2 separate regions of the Mus musculus genome follow, and region 2 is linked to region 1. A link is a loop called in an ENCODE intact Hi-C map of the cell type or tissue named here. Cell type or tissue: heart. All regions are shown on one strand. Links, peaks and the distances in the headings refer to the core of each region. The heading gives the core; the rest is flanking DNA.

The links. Hi-C counts contacts between places; a loop is a spot of excess contacts. Peaks named below come from ENCODE experiments on the same cell type or tissue, not always from the same donor. Only the 100,000 strongest peaks of a DNase experiment are listed, where the experiment ranks them.
Region 2: it touches region 1 in a loop (3.0-fold over the local background); 6 of 42 quality-filtered maps call a loop at or near these places.

The regions. Positions count from the first base shown.
Region 1 is chr1:55,731,888-55,741,858 of GRCm38, forward strand. The region is part of intron 5 of Plcl1 (phospholipase C-like 1); the gene reads left to right. Among named protein-coding and RNA genes, the nearest start is that of Gm32949, 150 kb to the right of the region's middle. In heart, for the core only: a CTCF peak has its summit at 4,681 (motif pointing left); a DNase peak (open chromatin) is centred at 4,654; H3K27me3 peaks cover 1,211 bases.
Region 2 is chr1:55,571,785-55,581,755 of GRCm38, forward strand. The region is part of intron 1 of Plcl1 (phospholipase C-like 1); the gene reads left to right. Among named protein-coding and RNA genes, the nearest start is that of Gm39642, 64 kb to the left of the region's middle. In heart, for the core only: no CTCF peak of the experiment used is centred there; a DNase peak (open chromatin) is centred at 4,327.

The sequences.
Region 1 (9,971 bases), core at 926-8,925:
CATGGCTGACTCTGGTCTGAAAACTCTGAAACTGTGAGACCAAACACATCTTTCTTTTATGAAGGGTTGTTGATCCCAGGCATCTCATAACAGAGTCAGAAACTGTATGTGCTATGTGCAAACATCCCAGGTGCTTTGAGACAGTCCTATGGGTCTGGTTTGCTCTCATTTTGTCCCCACCTTTACAACCCCTGATTAAATCAGACTTCATTTTTTTTTTTTTTGTCTTAAGGCAAAATAAACAGATAAAGAATGTTAACTACTTTAGAATTACTTGTGGTCTATGAGGGCACATAGACCACTGAACTGGCATTTTATTCCTCTGGTCTGCTTAAAAGTTCGGAATTTGAGTTTTCGCTGGAATAACTGTATAGACACTTGAGAACTATAGGTGCTTACGGCTGGTGAGAACATGGCTATTTGCACACTGTTATTACACTCTCATATTACACATGTTTCAGGAAACTGGTTCATGCTATTGTGGCCTTGATATTCAACCAATAGCTTCCTGTGACTGCTAAAAATAAAGCCAGCCTGTGAACTCTTACAGATGAAAAAAGTGTCGATTAGCAGTAATTTCAGTGAGTAGGATGGAAGACTTTTGATGATGGACATTGTATGTCTGGAGTCAACTCATACAGTCCTTGTGGGCTGAAATCATAAGAGGAGAAGGCCAGCCGCTTTCTGCCCATTCTCCTGTATGTAGAATACAGTTTAGACTGGGAGAGAACAGATTCCATGGAGAAGAACTATTGACTACATGAGCATTGTGCATTGTGCATTGTATGTGGGGTGTCTCTGGTTCTTTATGAACCGCCTCACCCACTGATCCCACTCATCATAAGCTCTGCAAGAATAGATGGAGGTGGTGGCTGCAGTGCTGGAGGGATGGGCCCATCTGTCCTCCCAGCTATTAAAATCTATCCTCAGGACAAACAAGAGACAGAATAAATAGTACAGTCTCTACAAGCACCATCAGAGTGAAGGTTCTGAAAAGCATACACCTTGCATCTAAATCACTGTAGCATTAACTGGACAGAATCATTTATGTAACCTCTATTTAGTAATTGCCACCCCCCAAGTATAATTTTGTTCTAAGTAATTCTTCTCTGGTCAGAAAGAGAGATCAAAGAGTAACTACTACTATCCTTGGTTTTTAAATGTCCTTACTGTTTAGACAGCTGCTCCTGGGAACGCCAGTTCTCTTGGATTCTTCGTCAAGGACACCCGGTAGCTGTTTACAGAGGCATTCTTGAGTTTTGCTGCCCTTGACAATTAGTCACATGAGAGTTCATGAATCTCACTGAAGTTAAACATTAGTACAACTGAAATTATCTTGGTAGAAATGTCTGCATATAGTGCTCCCCTTCTGCACATAGTGCTCCCCTTCTGCACATAGTGCTCCCCTTCTGCACATGAGATTTATTAGTTAACAAACCTCTGGAGCTGGACAGAATTGTGCTTCCTAATATGTGAGGTTTGCACCGAGTAAAGCCTTGGGGTGCCAGTCACATGGGATCTGTATGAATGGTGCTCTGTACATTTGTCATGTGACTGCTCTGAAGTTGTCAGTCTATCCATTTTCTCTCTGGCTTCTGTTTGCCATGACATATTATGTGCTTTTAACATTCATTTATGTGCATCATAATTATTGTATAATATAGTGATTTTCCCTTATACTTATGAGTGAACCTTCATAATTTCACAAAGGTTCATATGTAATGGTGAGTCTCTTTGTGGATTGACTTGTTTGTTTGTTTGTTTATTGTTCACTGAAGCACAATAGAGAAGATTAAAGATCCAGAAAATGTTAGGTGAGGGAAATGTAGTTGCTGTTCAGCTAGATCTTAACCTCAGGCAAATTTGGCAAATAAACACGAAGTAATTTCTAACTCCACGGGAGAAGTAGAATTTTTGCTGGAGCTCCTATTTTTAGAACATTTGGTCCTCTTTTCAAGTCTAATAAAACATCCTGATAAGTAAAAACTCAAGGGACAGATCTTGGGCTCCCGAATAAACAAAGGCTCTGAACTTATTAAGGACATTAAAATGGAGACACCTTTATAAATGATGCAAGTATACTTGGATGAGAGAAGTGACTTGCTGTTTGTCTTTCAAATGGAGGAGAAGCTGCCATGCACTTGGCCTGGGAAAGGCCACTTCAGGAGGCCTTCTCTTGGCTCTGTACCTTCGCCTGGTCTACACTTGCTTGGAGCTCCAGCTCAGAGAGCCCTCCACCTCACCTCCACCACAAGCCCACAGAAGCTTCAGGACCATTGCCTCCGAGGATTCTTGCTCTCCCCACCTACCTGACAGGCTATCTGCTCCGTGCCACTCAAAATCCTCCACAAGCCCTTCCCTTCCCTTCCAGGGAAGCTTCCTGACCTCCAACACTCACACATCTTCTCATTAAAACGGTCTGTGTCTAGCACGCTGTCATACCCGAGTTCCTCTCGGTCACTGTATTACCAGGGTTTATATGTTGTAATCCTAGTCCTAAAACCTTGTATTGTAACTGGTTTTGCAAGTAGGATCCTTAAAGAGGTCATAAAGTGAGACCTAAAATATAGAGTGCCCAGCTGCTGCACACAGGGACTTAGGACGTGGAAGAAACAGCTTATCACATTGTATTGCAACTGGCTATTGAATTATAGCTGTGGCCATTGCCATAAGGAAAGGGACTGGAGTGAAAATAACGTGGCTCCATTCACCTCATTGCTGAAGGTTGGCAGGACTCTCTCTCTCTCTCTCTCTCTCTCTCTCTCTCTCTCTCCCTCCCTTCTGTCCAGTAAATGCTAGCCGCCAGTGTCCATTAAAATGTTCAGTGCATCATTAAAATTAAATGGTGTTCTTGTTGTCTTCCTCAATGGCATGAGTACCATTGCAGGCTCTCAGTGGTCACATGTGCCTGGTGTCTCGCACTGTGGGCAGCAGATTTTCATTGAGAACACTGTCTTGGCTGTTGAGTCACAGCAGGATAAGCAAAAAGAGGAAACTTGGAACTGTTAATTCCTTAGAGAGTGAGGATGGGCATACCTACCTAAACAACTGCTTCTGTCAGCAGGACCCGGTGTGAATCTCACCTCCATCTGGCCTTCAGAAAGGTGAATGAGGCTTGCTCTTGAAATAGAAGCAGATCTCCTTTTCTTTTAGTATTCTACACGTTGAGGTTTTGCATTTTGAGTCTGCTCCTTATATGTGTTCCTACTGAAGAATTCTTTCTGTTTTCCCAGTTCCATAAAATGAATGCCGTGGACACAGACGCCTTGGAGATTTTCACTTTAACATGCATTGAATGTGGATGCAGTGCGGGCCAATCTGCATGTGCTCCAAGCACAAGAAAAAAAAAAAAAAAAAAAAAAAACTAAAGCAAACCAAGGAAAGAGTAAATGAGTGTGAACTACAGAGCTGACTGTGGTGGCCTAATGCCCTTGAAATGAGCATCGTTTATGAAAAGGTGTGCTCAGAACCACAGCTTAGGAAAATGCTGCATGTGGAGTGTGGCTGTTTGCTCTACTGCCTCTCAGGGTCGCCCTTGGAAGGGAGCTTGTCCAGATCCACTGATTTCTTGTCAGTGCCGAGATGTCCCCTGGAAGGTGCCAGCCTGGCTGTTTGAGTAAGTGACTGGGGAGAGTTAGAGTGGCCCAGGGGGTCCCACCTGAGACTGTTTAGGATGCTCTGTCGACGTTCACTTAGGCAGCACTGCAAACATGGCACTGTGGAATGTGTACAACGTTCATAAAGGCTGTTTTCTAGGAGTGCGTACAGCTTCCTGAATCTCTGGGTAGCAGTTATAGAATCCTGTAGAGGGAGGTGTGCGTACGGCCTTAAATTTGTTTCTAGAAAGGTGGTTGCTTCTTGCTGAGTAATTTTGTTTAATGGTTGTTTATGCTCTTTTCTCCTGGTAGTTTCCATTTTCACTATGTGCTCCAAGTATGGCTGTCCCTCTGAGGTTTTGACTCCTTGTCATATCTCTCTGAATACTCACTTCCTTTGGTTCTGCCTTACAACTTCTTCATGGTCCAGTCCCAAACAAGTCCTCAAAAAATTATATCTGTGATTATACATTTTCAGAAATCAAGGAAAGGTAAGAGAGTAAGAGATCAAACATTTTGCTGTCCTTGACCATGCGGACAGGCCTGTGGCATCTCTACTGTATCCTGGTCTTGTTCTCTTTCTTGGCTTATAAACCTGAGTTGCTATCATTCATTTTGCACTATTAGCAAATGAAAAATATGGAAACATTTCCTGAGGTAACTGACAGATAAGAAAACTGGTTTTAACTAGTATTGGAAAAAAAGTACTGTGTGTGCGCGCATGCGTGCGTGCATGCGTGAGTGTGTATGTGTGTGTGTGCGCGCGCGCGTGCGCTGCATAATGGTGGAAAATAAGCAGCAGTGGATGGTGGGCTTTTGGAGATGTTTGATTGACAGTTTCAGTGTTTACTAGAACTGTTTTCCACCTGAAGTCTGTGAACAGCATGTTTACCTAGAATGGCAGTGTTGACTTACGCAGGTCAGTGACACATCGTTGTATTTGACAACTTGGGAAGCTATCAGAATTTATTTGCAGCTCTACATGGAAGCAGAGGAATGGACCAAATGGCTTCCCAAGGATGTTTCTAATCCCTGGAGCCCAAGATGCACTGGCTCTACCCAAGCCCAGAACAGGGGTGCCCCCTCCTGGCCGATGTGAGAATTTCTCATTGTATGGTGCTAGACATGCATGGAGCATAGGAAATCTCTGCTTTTACTTTTAACTTTAGGTAGATTTATGCATACTCAAGCTAATCTGACTTATATTTTCATTTCTTGAGTAGACTTTCCATGTCACAGAGATAAGGGGCTCTGAAGTAAGGAGAAAGAACATTAGGGTACTGGGATAAGCCAAGTTTGAGAAATAAGCCTCAAGTTTAGGCTTGTCTCTCTCCCACTTCATAGTTTGCCCTGTTTCCTTTCACAATTCATGGTTTAATTATTCATTGTTCAGCTTAACTGACTTTATACGTAGATTTCTTATACACATAAAAGACCTTTAGAAATGAATGTGGCCCCTCCGGCATTCTTCCTCTCTGTCCTCACCCACATCCAAACTTCTTGACAAAGTTGCTTAGACATGCAGAGTTCACCTCCTTACCTCCCACTCATCCTTAGCCAACTTTCATCTGTCTTCTCCCCCGCCACTCCATTAAATCATTTTCCCAAGGTCATCAGAACCTTGTTGTGAAATACTGTGAACACTTCTCGGCTTTTCTCTTACTTGATTGGTTGTGAGTGTCTCCCTCCTGCTCCTGGTTCACGCTGCTCCTGTCTCCTTACTGCATCTCTGGACTTTCTCCCAGAAGCCTTTGCAGATCCTTCCCTCCTGCTAAATTTTGGTGTTCCTCTGAGTTAGAGGTAGGCTCTCTCTCTCTTTCCTTCTCTCCCTTTCCTTCTCTCTTCCCCCTCTGTTTCTCTCTTTCTCACTCTCTCCTCTCCCTCTATATTTCTCTGTCTCTTTTTCTTCCCCTCTCTGTCTCCCTCTGTCTCTCTGCCTGTCTCTTTCTCTCCTTATCCCCCTCTCTGTCTCTTTGTCTCTCCCTCCTCCTCTCCCCCTCTCTGTCTCACTGTCTGTCTCTGTCTCTCCTCTCCCTCTCTGTCTCTCCCTCTTTGTCTCTCTATCCCTCTACCGTCTCTCTACCTCTCTCATCTCCCTCTCTCTCTCTTTCTCTCCCCCTTTCTCTGTATCTGTGTCCCTGTTGTTTGTCTGTCTCTCTCTGTCTCTTTCTATCTCTCTCTGTTTCTCTCTGTGTCTCTGTCTCTGCCTCTCTCTGTATGTCTAGAGATGGTTTTGATTCCTTTCTGTTCTGTCAGCTCGCAGGCCTCTCTTGTAGTGGTTGTCTCTGCTTATCTTTGGATGATGCTCACTCCTACATACTTCATCTGTCCCACCACATGAAAGTATCCACACTACAGCCAAGCCAGAGCATCTCCTGTCTGCTCTAGTGACTCCTGTCAGATTCCTACCTCAAAATAATGAAACTGAGATTCTGGGAGGGAGATCTTTTTTCTGATCCATGCTCTTTTGGATCAGCCTCCGGGTCATCTCGCTAAGAGCCTTTTCTTCTCTCAGCCCTCACCGCCACGGCTGTCTTTCCTTACCATGTGTTTTTTAATTCTCCTCTTTCGTATATGCTTCTGCCCCTTTTATAGCACAGCAGATGGGGCTACTTTTCTAAACATAAAAAAATGGCATGACCACTTTCCAGCCGTGGCTTCCTTAAGCCCTTCCTGCAGCTCCCAAAATCCCTCTGCACAAGCCTGTGGCTGCTCTTCCCCACCCCCCCCCCTTTCCAGGTCTCCTCTCATCATTTATTCCAGGTTCTTCCTACTCTGAACTTGTTCTCCTTCTTTAATGGCATGGGGATGTGATGCAGTCTGTCCTTGACGCCTCAACAGCCTTCCTTTGAGCTGGGGAGATGGCTCAGCCAGGAAAGTGCTTAGAAGTGTGAGGATCTGTAAAAAGCCAGGCTGGGAGGTGGGCACCTCTAATCCCAGCACTAAGGAGACAAGAGAATTCCTAGAGCTTGTTGGTGCCAGTTTAGCCAGATAAGTGAGAGTTACTTTTGCACAATGTGTGTGTGTGTGTGTGTGTGTGTGTGTGTGTGTGTGTACGTGCACGCTTCCCTGAGCTCCGGCTGTCATATACCACCACATCTTCAGGATTCCTTCACTGGTGTCTCCCTTTTCCTGTCCCTTTGCATTCCGACAGGTGTGCTTGCTCTGAGTTCCCACATGATCCTGTTCTTCCTCACGTAATTACTTCCGTCTCTCCTTCCCTATTCGGTAGTCTTTCCTGCTTCACGCAGTTACATGGATTTTAACACAGCGCGTTTGAACCAAGCTCTAATTAATGAATAAACCTTTAGAACGTTAGGTGAACTCAAAGAAGCTCTCATTAAATCCCATGTTTCCCCGCAAAGGGAAGCCAGCGGCATTCCTAAGGTCACTGAGCCAATCCCGAAAATGTCAACCATTCTTCTCTAGCTGCCAGCCAGCAAGTTCTTTTCTGTATGTTGGTTTCTCAACAAGAAGCCTGAGAAGCCGTGCAGTGTGACAGCAGCACAGATCAGAGACTATTTTCCCGGCTACTGACCAGGCAGGGGTGTGAGCCAAAAAGCAACATGCTGTCCCTCCCACTTAGAACATTTTCTCTAGAATCACAGGAGTGCAGACTACTTGAGTTCTTTGGGTGAGACTTTGAGGCAGTGCACAGAGCATGTCTCCTGGGCGGAGCCCGGATACCTCTCACTCTGCAAGCAGACCTTGGGGACAGCGAGTCCTTTTCTTTTCCCTTGGGAGGGGAAGTGGGTAGAGTTCTCTCTGGCTGTGTGACCTCGAGAAGGCTCAGCTCCATACTTCTCTCTTTCCTTTAATTTAGGGTGGCCCCATCACTTGACAAACTGGCTAAGCCTCTTTGAACTTCCAACTTCTCTGAAAGGATAAATCAGATTGGTTTTTCTACCTGATGTGGGACCATCATATAGGTCTGATGATGATTTGGCCACATGTAAATGTGTTCAGAGGAGGCTCTGCTCAGGTAGTGCAGTTCATCCCAGGTCAAGATCAGTTTGTGTTGCTCTCTTTCTTGCTTTTGTTTAATTGAAGTAGAATTATATCATTTCCCTCTTCTCCTTCCTCCAGTGCCTCCCATGTTAACTCCCTCATTCCCTTTCAAATTCATGTCTCTTATTCTTTATGATTTTTACATATAGATCCAGATATGTCTGCAAATAAATATATAAATGCAACCTGCTCCATCTGTTTAGTATCACTGACCACTTGAGAATGGATAATCTTTTAGGGGACTCATCTTTAGGAAAGACAAATTCTCTCTCTCAGCAATTGTTAACTGATTGTAGTTCTTCATCTAGGAGTGGGTCATCCTTCCCTGGGATGCCAACTCATGTTGGAATTGTTTAGGTCTTTAAGAGGCAGACATATTGCTGAGATTTCATGGGTCTAGCTTACCTGTTATCTAGAAGACAAAATCTTGTAGTAGATTTCTGGTTTTCTAGCCCTTACAGTCTTTCTGCCCCCTATTCCTCAATGTTCTCTGAGCCTTAGGAGCAGGAGATGTATTGGAGATGCTTCAATTGCATCTGGGCACTCCAAAGTCGGAGGTTTTCTGCATTTTTGACTAGTTGTGGCTTTCTGGAAAAGTCTCTGTCTACTTAGAAAAGAATGCTGTTTGATGAGAGATGAGAGCTACACTAACCTGTGGGCGTAAGGATAAATGTTCAGAGTGCAGTTAGACCTTATACTTGTTTTGGAAGGAGGCAGTAGTAGGTTCCCTTTGAAATCTGTGGCCTCAGCAGCCAAGGGTGCTTGGCTAGATTTATAGTTCCAGATGTGATTTCCCACCTATTGACTGCCTTATGTCCAATCAATTAGCTGTTGGTTACAGCCAAGATAAAAGTGCCACTATCATCCCTCTAGGGAACTCTTGCTGTTCCGGTCACTGTCATCATGCATAGGCATCGCAGTTGGATCGGCCTGTTAGATGTTTTCTTCAATCTGTAGTTTACATAGTACCTCTCAGTACCATCAAGCCAGTCCTCACAGAGGGACTTTCTGGTGAGGGATTCTAGTTCCTCTGAATCCTGTGTATAAAGTCTGCGGTGTCCTCAGCAATAGGGCTTTCTGGGAGGTGACCAAGAGCGAACGGCAATTGTCTATATGGCTTTTGGAGTTTCTTGGACTCCCTGGAGAAATACTCAAAAGGATGATTCTCTTGCTTGGTACTGGGGTTTTTGTTAGTCTGTGATTTTTTTGAGGGTAACATTATGACCCCAAGAGACATAACTTCCTTTAAATTATGCACATATATTTACATATATTTAATATAGGCATATGTTTATGTGCATTGTGTTAATTTTACATAGATATAAAATTATATGATTCCATATGACTTTTAAAAGACCCTTACTGTGTGTTCTCAGGAGTATACTGATGAAGCTAAAGAAGAGGGCCATGTTGCTTTGCTTATTACAGATCCATGGCTGCAGAAAGAATCATGAAGGCTTGTCGGATAGAGTTCCTGATTTTCTACTGCAGTAATTGAAAGTTCCTCTTACTTTTTTCTTTGTTTTCTTAGTTCACACATCAAGTTCTAAGGACTATCAGCTGCTGTCATGTCAAAGTGCCGAATGTGAGCGTCCTACACCTCACCCCCCACTGGCTTCATTTTCACAGCAATCTATTCTGGGAAGAAATCTGAGGCCCAAATAGAAAGAAGGATTAGGGAGGCATTGGCATGACACAGAACCCAGTAGGTTTTGTGAATGTATGGTGGGTTGTTTTTTTTTCAGGGATATATATTTATAAAGTTGATTTAAAAATAAAAAGGTAAGAGTGATGGTATTTGACATTTAAACGAGATGTTTTGACACATGCATATGAGTTAGTGGTGTGAATTCCATAAAGTCAGCAGGAGTGAGGGTAGAAATGTGAGTCTCTTCAGAGATGCCACTCACACACTCACTTGCGGCTGTGACCTTGCTGGTCAGTATCTGTCACTTCTGTTCACCGAGTCCTCAGGATGGAGACATTCTCTTCAAAGATGTTAGTGCTATGTGACCTTTGATTTGGTCTCTGGATGAAAAAATAACAGTGTGAAAATTTTTATGGGACACTTAGGCTAATTCAATGTGTGCTGGGTAGCAGATGTTAGCACTGAATGGATATTAAGATTCATTCATCCATATTTATTAATAGAGGTATTGTGTTTGTATATAGATATGTAGAGTGGTGTAAACATAGTAGTGATCAATGAATTATCAAACCAGCATGACCCTAAATAAACAACCAAACCGTAAAATTTCTAGACTCCCACTTTTAGCATACACACATGTGTGCTATAGCAGTTTGTGTTGGGGGTGACCTGAGTGTGAGATCTGTAACCTGCATGAGTCTCAGACTTGTGGAGAATGG
Region 2 (9,971 bases), core at 1,078-9,077, 160 kb before region 1:
CTTGCAAAAAGATAGTCAGAAATGAATTTTGTATATTTTTGCCTCACTGGGTAGATAGGCACAATGGACTGACTGACCAGGGGCAGATGACTCAGGTGGCTTTTTTGTAGCTGACCCCCCGCCTTCACCGACCCCTGCAGAATATTTTACAGAAATCTTTCTTCTCTTAGGCAGTTCATTTTCCCAGAGAAGAATCTTCATTTACCTTGCAGGGGAATAAAAGCAGCCTGTTGATGTGGATTTGAAGGATCTTTGTGTTCAGTGCACAGCTTTATTCATACAAAATGTTCTTCTCAGTACTTGCCCCCCTTAGTAACTGCTGTGCCTGAGTCTCTAGAGACTCACATTTCTAGTGCGTGATGACAATTAGTTCTTAGGATCCGGGATATGCTTATAAATATTTTCAAGATTTCTAAGAAATAAATAAGCAAACAACATCAACAGAAGAAACAACAAAACAAAACAAAACAAAACAAAACAAAAGCCAACTCAGAAACCAAAATTCAGATTTGTGATATTGGCTGGTGTTGGCTGTACAAATGTTCTCATGGGGGTTGAGTTCAAGCTACTGGTGTGGGGTTACCACAGAGCTAGATCACTGCTTATCATGAGGCCCTGCCAGTCCTGGGGAAGCCAGCTGCTGCTCATCAACCACCAAATCTAAGACAGTCTGGTTTTAGTGATAGTCTTATCTCTCAGAGTATCCCATGTCTCCATTTGTTAGATCTCAGGAGTGAATTGCTTTAACTTTCCTTTTCTGTGTTAAAATGTTTTCTGAATCTGTCCCCATTCCAAATGTTATACCAAGTCACTCCTTCCTTTTACTGAAGTAAGAGTTTATGTTTTTGTTTCCTGACATCTACCTGGTTTTGGAATTTTAAACCAAAAAGGAGCAAAATCATCTTTCCTTTGCGTCTTATTTACTTTTCTGTTGCTGTGATGTAACACTCCGAGAAAAGCAACTTAAGGAAGGAGGAGCTTATTTTTGGTTATGATCAAGGCACAGTCTATCATGGTAGGGAGTCAAGGCATCGGGAGCCTGAAGCAGCTGCTTGTACTGCACCTACAGTTGTGGAGCAGAGAGAGACAGCTGCAGGCTGGTGTTCTGCTCACTGTCTCTATGGTCCAAGACTTCCCTGCCCAGGGAATGGTTCCAGCCACAGTGGATAGGTCTTCTGATCTCAATTAAGCTGTAATGATGATAATAGTTGTGTGGTTAGTGTTGTCTACTGGACAGAATCTAGGATTACTGGGGAGATGGGCATGCTGTAGAAGATTATCTTGATTAGTTAGCTGTTACAGGAAGACCACTGTGTTGACACTATTCGCTGACTGGGATCCTGGACAGTATATATAGCAAGCTCAACATTACCATGTGTTTGTTTGTCTCTCTATGCTTTTTCAACGTGGGTAGGGTGTGACCAGCTCCCTCAAACTCCTGCCAGTGTGATTTCCCTGCCACGAGGGACTATGGCCTAGAACTATGAGCTAAGTAAGCTCTTCCTCCCTTAACTTGTCTTTGTCAGGGTGCTTTACCACAGCATCAGGCAAGAAACCAAGACACTGCTTTCATGAAGCTAAAAGACATACTCTTTTATAACAAAAATAAAAACTAGCTATAAATGACATCTTACCAGGCACAGTGGCACTTATGTATAATCTATGTCCGTGGAGAGCAGCGGCTTGTGAGTTTGGAGCCAGCCTAGGATACATAATGAGACACTGTCTCAAAAAACAAACAAACAAACAAACAAACGAAACAGCAAACATATCATTTGCTGCTAATACGATTTTCAACAATTCCATTAGATATTTGTTTAAGCCTTTAATATATAAGGTTATGGGAAGTAATTTCTGACTTCAATATGTAGGCCAAAATGTTCAATGTAGCTTTAACTATGCACATTTTATATCAGGTACCTATGTGGAAATCATTGCAGTTTATGGTGAGATTTTGAACTTCAAAAATATGGAGGGAAGTAAGTTTAAGGAGACAGAGATTTTATTTACTGTCTAGTCAGTGTTCTATTGCTGTGAAGGGACACCATGACTATACCAACTCTGATAAGAGAATTTAATTTAATTGGGGCTTGATTATGGTTTCAGAGGTTTAGTTTATTATCATCATGGCAGGGAGCATGGTGACAAGCAGACAAATGCTGGAGCAGTAGTTGAGAGCTATATGCTGATCTGTAGGCAGAGAGAGAAAGAGAGGGAGAGGGAGGAAGAGAGAGAGGGAGAGAAAGAGGGAGAGAGGGAGGAAGAGAGAGAGGGAGAGAAAGAGGGAGAGGGGGAGGGGGAGGGGGAGGAAGAGGGAGAGGGGAAGGAGAGAGAGGGAGAGAGAGAGAGAGAGAGAGAGAGAGAGAGAGAGAGAGAGAGAGAGAGAGAGAGAGAGAGACTGGGACTGCCTTGGGCTTTGAAAATCCCAAAGCCCACCCCCAATAACACACTTCCTTCAACAAGGCCTCACCTCCTAATCCCTCTCAAGTAGTGCCACTCCTTGATGACCAAGCTTTCAAATCTATGAGCCGACAGGCTAGCTAGTCTTATTCAAACCTCACCTTTACTTCCTGCATGGCTCACATTGGTCCTATGGCAGTTGTATCTTTCCTTTTTGGAGATAGAGGAAGTTGGTGCTAGGGACACGTTTAGTCCAATTTTGGAACACACACATAATCTATCTATCTATCTATCTATCTATCTATCTATCTATCTATCTATCTATCTATCTAGATATCTACACACACACATCACAATATTTGTAGATATTAGTAACACAAATGTCTTAAAGTTCTTTCTATTCTGTCCATAGTATGTTATTTTATGATATTAAAATATTATTTAGACAGGGTTTCACTATTTAGACCATGCCAGCCTAAGACTCACAGACATCAGCCTGCCTCTGCCTCTCAAGTGTTGGGAGGAAGAATATGTGTCTGTGAGCCACTACTACTATGTGCCTATGCATCACTACTGCTGTGTGCCTGTGTGTCATTACTGCTGTGTGCCTATACATCACTACTGCTGTGTGTCACTACTGCTGTATGCCACTACTACTGTGTGTCTGTGAGCCACTACTACTGTGTGCCTATGTGTCACTACTACTGGCTCCAGAGAAGCTTGCATTTATTTATTTATTTATCTATCTATCTATCTATCTATCTATCTATTTATTTATTTATTTATTTATTTATTTTGAGACAGGAGAGCATACAAATGAGGTTTTAAGCTCCTTAGTATCTGCTTCAGAGTATCTGCTAATTTGTTTATTGTGAGACATAGAGCAAGGGTCTTCCTCCCTTGGTACCTGGATATTCTTATCTGTGAAATTAAGAGAACAGTACAAGTTCCACATAGACTTGTCCAGAGGATTAAATGAGTTAACAGGAGTGGAATACCCAAGGCTGTGAGGCAGGAGGAGCTGTTGTTGTTGACACTATTGATAACCCATTGGTATCGGTTGACATTTGAAGGCGCATTAACATTTATATATGATAGCAAAAGCGGCACAGTCATGTGTATACACGTTCCTCTGGGAAATCTGTTGCCTTATGACCTATGCTATTCTGTACCATTGTACTGTCTCACTCTACAAACATAAATACCAACCAATTACTACGCTAAATGCTGAAAATATAAGTTTTCAAGCAGAAAAAAAAGTAAGTCATTTAGTAATATATCAAACTTGATCTTTCCTCAGCCTTCTTTTCCAAAAAGAACTGCTGATAATGAACATTGTAACCTTTCCTGTAAAAAGAAGTAACGACAAACCATGGATGCATTGGGAGGAGAAATGAGTGAATATTTCTATTTATTTGGAGTACATGAGGCTTTTCTCTTTACTGACACAAAATAACCAGACACCCTAAGGTGGAAGCTTGACCCATGTGACTCTACATGTTTTGTTCTGACTGTGGAGGAATAACTCAAACAAAGTCAAAAATCTAAGCACAAAGTAGGAAGAACACTGCAGCTCACATGACAGATGTGAGGAACTGTAATCACTAATCAATCGAGGGTGGCAAACAGCCCAAAAGGAAATGCAAGGACTGATACTCCCTGATAATGGAGCAAAACTACAGCAAAGATAAACAAAGGCATCACTCAGGCTAAAAGAAACTTATACCGAAAGGCTTTCTGCTGTTGGGAAGCAGAGGCTGAGGTCTGTGGGGAGGGTGTGAGTCCCAGGGCCTCTGACCTGAATGCCCAGCCCCTCCCTGTCTCTCCTCCCCAAAGAGCTCTTGAGTGCTATTGCTATGCAGATCCATTTCTTGGGAAATGCCTTGGCAGTGTACCTGTGATTTAGCAAGGCCACCCAGCTGTGCATGAGTCACAGGTGGCAGCTACTTCACATGCCTGTGAGCCAAGCACACTCATCATTTTAAATGTCTCCTTCCTGTAGGAGCCAGAATTGGCTGCTGTGAGCCATTTCGTTGGGTCTGATGTCACTTTCTGAGACCGTCTACTGTGGATCCAGTTGCACATCTTGCTGAGGGGTTATCTCTGGAGGGAAACAGAAGGAAACAAAACAAAACCAGCCTCCAGGGCATGTGGAGGAGGAAGAGGCTATGCTGGCTTCTGGATTCATTTCTTCAACACATATTTGCCGAATACTTAGTGTGTGTGTCAGACACTAAGCTTAGGACATGGGAGGGGAATACATTTGCATGGGACATGGAGGAGTATGGGGACAAATGATTGAAAAAGGTGCCTGAGAGTTCCAGATGGCTGCTATGAAGGAAAGATGACATCAGGCGACAGTGAGCAGAGAGGAGTTAGTCGATGAATAAGTACATACATTCATACACACATTTCATATACATACAGAACAGTGCACTTCAGATCTCTGTGTGCCTCAGAATCACTTGGGGTCTTGTTCAGGAAAACAGCATTGCCTGTCTTAGTTCTTGACTCTCTGGGGTTCTGGTGTGAGGACCAGGCATCAGCCTCAGGTGTTGTGGTTCTGCTTGCTCTACAAAATTATGTTTGCATTGCATGATATACACACATGGGTCTGTGCGTCTGTGGGTGCCTGTGCCAGAGGGTGGCATGAGTGTCTTGCTCCATTGCTCTTACCTTTATTTCCTTTAGAGACACAGTCACTGCTGAACCTGTGGCTCACTGGTTTTTCGCTAGTTCTAGCTATCCAGTGAGTATCATTGACTTTTAAAAGGGTGAATAGGGACAGGGCAGGGACTTTCTGGGCATTTAAGCATGCTAACCCGGTCTGGTGGTACCTGCCAGGCATTCAGTTATGAATGAACAATGAAGTTACTATTATATATCAATCCCACTTGTTGTTTTGATGGAAATGTGGATGAGATTACAATGTAGAAAGGACATCAGATATCCAGTGATTAAAGATTATGTCCTAACTAGATAATCACAAAGAATTTTGCTAGTTAAATGAATCCCCTGGATTCAGAAGAGCAAAGTGTTTTGATGTAAGTGAGTGTCTCTTGCATTATCCACAAGCAGAAGGACCTCATGCTCCTCAGAGTTTCTGAGAAGTTCTGCTTATGATCACCTGTTTGCTCTCATTTACCAGCACTGCAGTCAGTGTGACTTAGGTAGGATCAAAGTAAAGATGGGACATGATTTTACTCAAAGGCTCCCCCCTCCTCCATGTGTCAGGTTCTATGAGTCCATGGGGTTAGTGGTGGTTGTGGACAGTTCATAGTTCAGGACCTGGAAGTCTTTTATGATAGCTTGTTGCTTTGAGGAGTACTCCAGATAGGGTCAGAGCTGATTTGTATGAGATGGCAAAGTAAGTGTTAGAATTTATTTCTATAAAGAAGAATCACCTTTACGATGAGGGAGAAGAAAGCTGCTGAAAACTGTTTACATAGTCACTCAGATGCCCAGATGTGTGAATAAGCAGGTGGATTCTCTAACTTGTCCAGGATGCACATCTCTGAATTGTCTCTGCACACATTTCTTTCTTTCTTTTTTTTTAATTAGGTATTTTCTTCATTTACATTTCAAGTCCCCCATACCCCCCACCCCGCTCCCCTACCCACACACTCCCACTTCTTGGCCCTGGTGTTCCCCTGTACTGAGGCATATAAAGTTTGCACAACCAGTGGGCCTCTCTTTCCACTGATGGCCAACTAGGCCATCTTCTGATACATATGCAGCTAGAGACACAAGCTCTGGGGGGGTACTGGTTAGTTCATATTGTTGTTCCACCTATAAGGTTGCAGATCCCTTTAGATCCTTGGGTACTTTCTCTAGCTCCTCCATTGGGGGCCCTGTGATCCATCCAATAGCTGACTGTGAGCATCCACTTCTGTGTTTGCTAGGCCCCGGCATAGTCTCACAAGAGACAGCTATATCAGGGTCCTTTCAGCAAAATCTTGCTAGTGTATGCAATGGTGTCAGCATTTGGAGGCTTATTATGGGATGGATCCCCAGATATGGCAGTCTCTAGATGGTCCATCCTTTCGTCTCAGCTCCAAACTTTGTCTCTGTAACTCCTTCCATGGGTGTTTTGTTCCCAGTTCTAAGAAGGGGCAAAGTGTCCACACTTTGGTCTTTGTTCTTCTTGAATTTCATGTGTTTTGCAAATTGTATCTTATATCTTGGGTATTCTAAGTATCTGGGCTAATATCCACTTATCAGTGAATACATTATTTATAATAGCCAGAAGCTGGAAAGAACCCAGATGCCCCTCAACAGAGGAATGGATTCAGAAAATGTGGTACATTTACACAATGGAGTACTACTCAGCTATTAAAAAGAATGAATTTATGAAATTCCTAGGCAAATGGATGGACCTGGAGGGCAGCATCCTGAGTGAGGTAATTTAATCATAAAAGAACTCACATGATATGTACTCACTGATAAGTGGAATACCTAAGATATAAGATACAATCTGCACACATTTCTAATTATCAACCCTGCACAGGGACTAAAGATTATATTCCATTCTTGTATAAAGGGGACATGAAGTTAACTGGATCATCCTAGCAGCTGTCACTTACAGTCCCCTTGAGGGAAGAAAACACTTTTTGTGGAAATGTCTTCATAATCCACTGAGGGGTACCAAGTTGAATTGGAGAACATGTCAGAAATAAGATCCAGGGAAGCAAAGGACAATGGCTACACATACCCAGAACAAATTAGGGATGAAGGGATTTGCCTTATGATTCCAGAGGTATGGAGTTCATCTTGGTGGGAAATGATGGTGGCAGAGCTAGGAAGCTGGATGGTCACAATTTTGTCTACACACAGGTAGGACAGACACAGAACAGGAAGTTGGGGGAAAGAAGGATATAAACCCTCCAAACCTGCCCTCTGTGATGTATTTCCTTCACAAAGGCCCCACTTCCTTAAGGTTCTCTAACCTCCTTACATAGACAACAAGTATTTAAATATAGGAGCCTGTGAGGGCTTGGGGAATTCTCATTCAAACCATAACAAAAGTGCAGGGAATTCATTTTCCTGTAAAGCAGTAGGACAGAGGAAGGAGAGAAAAGCTTGCACTGGTACAAAGCTAAGTGAAGAAGTCTGTGAAGTAATGTGTGTCAGGCTGCCCAAAAGGAAAAGTCAAGATAAGAGGTGTTTTGATGGTGAGTATGAAATAGCATTCTTTTTTGCTGTGCAAACTCTTCATCTACTTTCCTTAAAAATGATGGACTGAGTAAGGTACATGTCTATAACCTCATATTTGAGAGGAAGAGGTAGAAGGATCAGTATCTCTGGGGCAGCTGTGTCTATGGAGTCATTTCAAGATCTTCTTGGGCTATATGAGATTCTATCTTAGAAAACAAATGCATGAATAAATAAACAATGGCAATCAGATAGATCAAGCATGTCTCTTATGCTCATGGGTGTAATGGACTTGTATGGGTGGGAACCCAAGAAAGGGTGCATTTCACATCATTCTAGTGGTGAGCAGACAGGACTGTGGAAGGAGGAGTTGAACTGGTTTTGAGGATCCCTGCTTCCAATTATATATTTAAGGAACCCTTAAAAACTGTCAGGAGAGCTTTGATGGCAGATTCTAAATTCAGACTATCCTTGAATTGAAAGAGTTTGGACAGCAAAGATTGTTTGTCTTGACAGATTGGGGTCCCTGCTCTTTTAATGTCACTGGGGCCCACTGGCTCTTCTCCAGCTTTCTGAAATATTTCATTGACCTCAGGCTCTCACTCAAGCATCTTGCTTCTGCCTATCTCTCCTGCTAGTATATTTTATGTCACTGTCCTTTTCCCTCCATTTCTCCTTCTTCTGGTCTTGTAGGAGACCTCCATAGGTCTCTTTTGTAACCTGTCTAGAACCTGAACTCAGCCAGGTCTCCAGTCACCCAGGAAGCAAGGTCAGACATGACTAACATTTGGAAAATTGTTTTCCTGGGTATGAACATGGATGGAATGTTTGTTTTTCAAAGATTATATATTATATGATTTTAAATAGTAAAGGTTGTGGCATAACAGGCAATTCTGAAAGATTGCTTCACTAAAGAGATGTCCATAGCACCTTCACTGCTTGCCAGACTTTATCACCCCGAACAAGTACCTCAAACACTACCTACACTGAAAACACCAAAGCCAGAATGTAATGTTTCATAGGAAACAATCATAAGTGCCAATGTAATTCAGTTATTTGCATATTTTTCTGAGTCTGTCTCGCTGCTTCATATTGGCTAGTTATAAGTAGACAGAACTCTAAGATAGACTTGTGTTTTCTGTGTGGACACTGGCTGTTTGTCTTCAGTCTAACTGAAGATTACAGTTCTATGATACAGTGATGGAATCATTTCCCATCAGAAAATTTTATTACAAAACCCTCTTTGGTTATCTGGGGCCAGACTGAAACACCTAGAATGGTAAGAAAATAAGTCTAGCCTCAGGGCTGCTCTACACAGGAGTAACATGCTTGCAAAGCCATGGTAATGTATTTCATCCTGGAGAAGTTGCTCCCCAGGAGGCTCACTGTCTTCCAGCCAAGCATCTGGAGGTAGGAAAGATGAAAATAATGGCGGAGAAGGTCAGGAGTACAATTGCTTATAAAATTGAAATGGCATAAAATTTATGACTTGGGGTTGAGTTTGGTGAATGTGTAGTTATAAAATTGGCAATGTCCTTCATATCCTGTTTACTTTGGAATAAAAATACATATAAATATTGTCTTCTTGATCCTATGCTTAGCCTTTCTTCTAGAATAATGTCCACTTTCTTTTGGGAATGGTGCCAATTCCCACTGGACAGTAATATTCCTTTACAGGATCCTCCTATTTTTCTCCTCCCATCTGTTCTTTTATAGGGCAAGAGTGGACAGGCCAGGAGAGGGTACCTGACTGAAACTGGTCCTTCCCTTGAAAATTTCACACATACTGGGAAAGTATCAACTCCCCTTTCATTGCAGATTATATGCAATATGAAATTAAGAAGATCTGATAGCTAGGCTTGCTGACCAGGGTAAAGGAGTCTGTGCGAGAAAGATGGATGGAGAAGGGAACACATTTTTCCCAGTCTGAGTATTCCAGTTTCTTTAGCTTTGTTTCTGTATTTTAGTTTTGCTTATGTCTGTCACTTAACAACAAAAACAACAAAATGCACTAAAACCAATTACAAAATCCCAGGGAACATCTAGGCTCTGTAGGATAATATCTAACTGCAGGCTACAAGGTTTTCATCGAAGTCGTCCTGAAGCAGACAGAACAGCAGTGGTTGACTGTGGGATGTTACCAAGGAATGTGGAGTCCATAGAAACCCTGTAGATTGATTTTGTGCTCGTCTTCTGATACATGTCTAATGGTCACCCAAAACAGTTACCAAGCCTGAAGACTGTTGGTCTCTTTTGGCTGGTTAGGGCAGCCAACAAAACTTAATTTGTCTGGGTGTTGAGCATTTATGATTGATTTCCCAGAACTGATATGACCATTTTTGTTTGTTTGTTTGTTTGTTTGTTTGTTTTGTCTCTCAGCTGAGAACCAGGCTTTTTCTGAAACCTGAGTCAGGACAGCC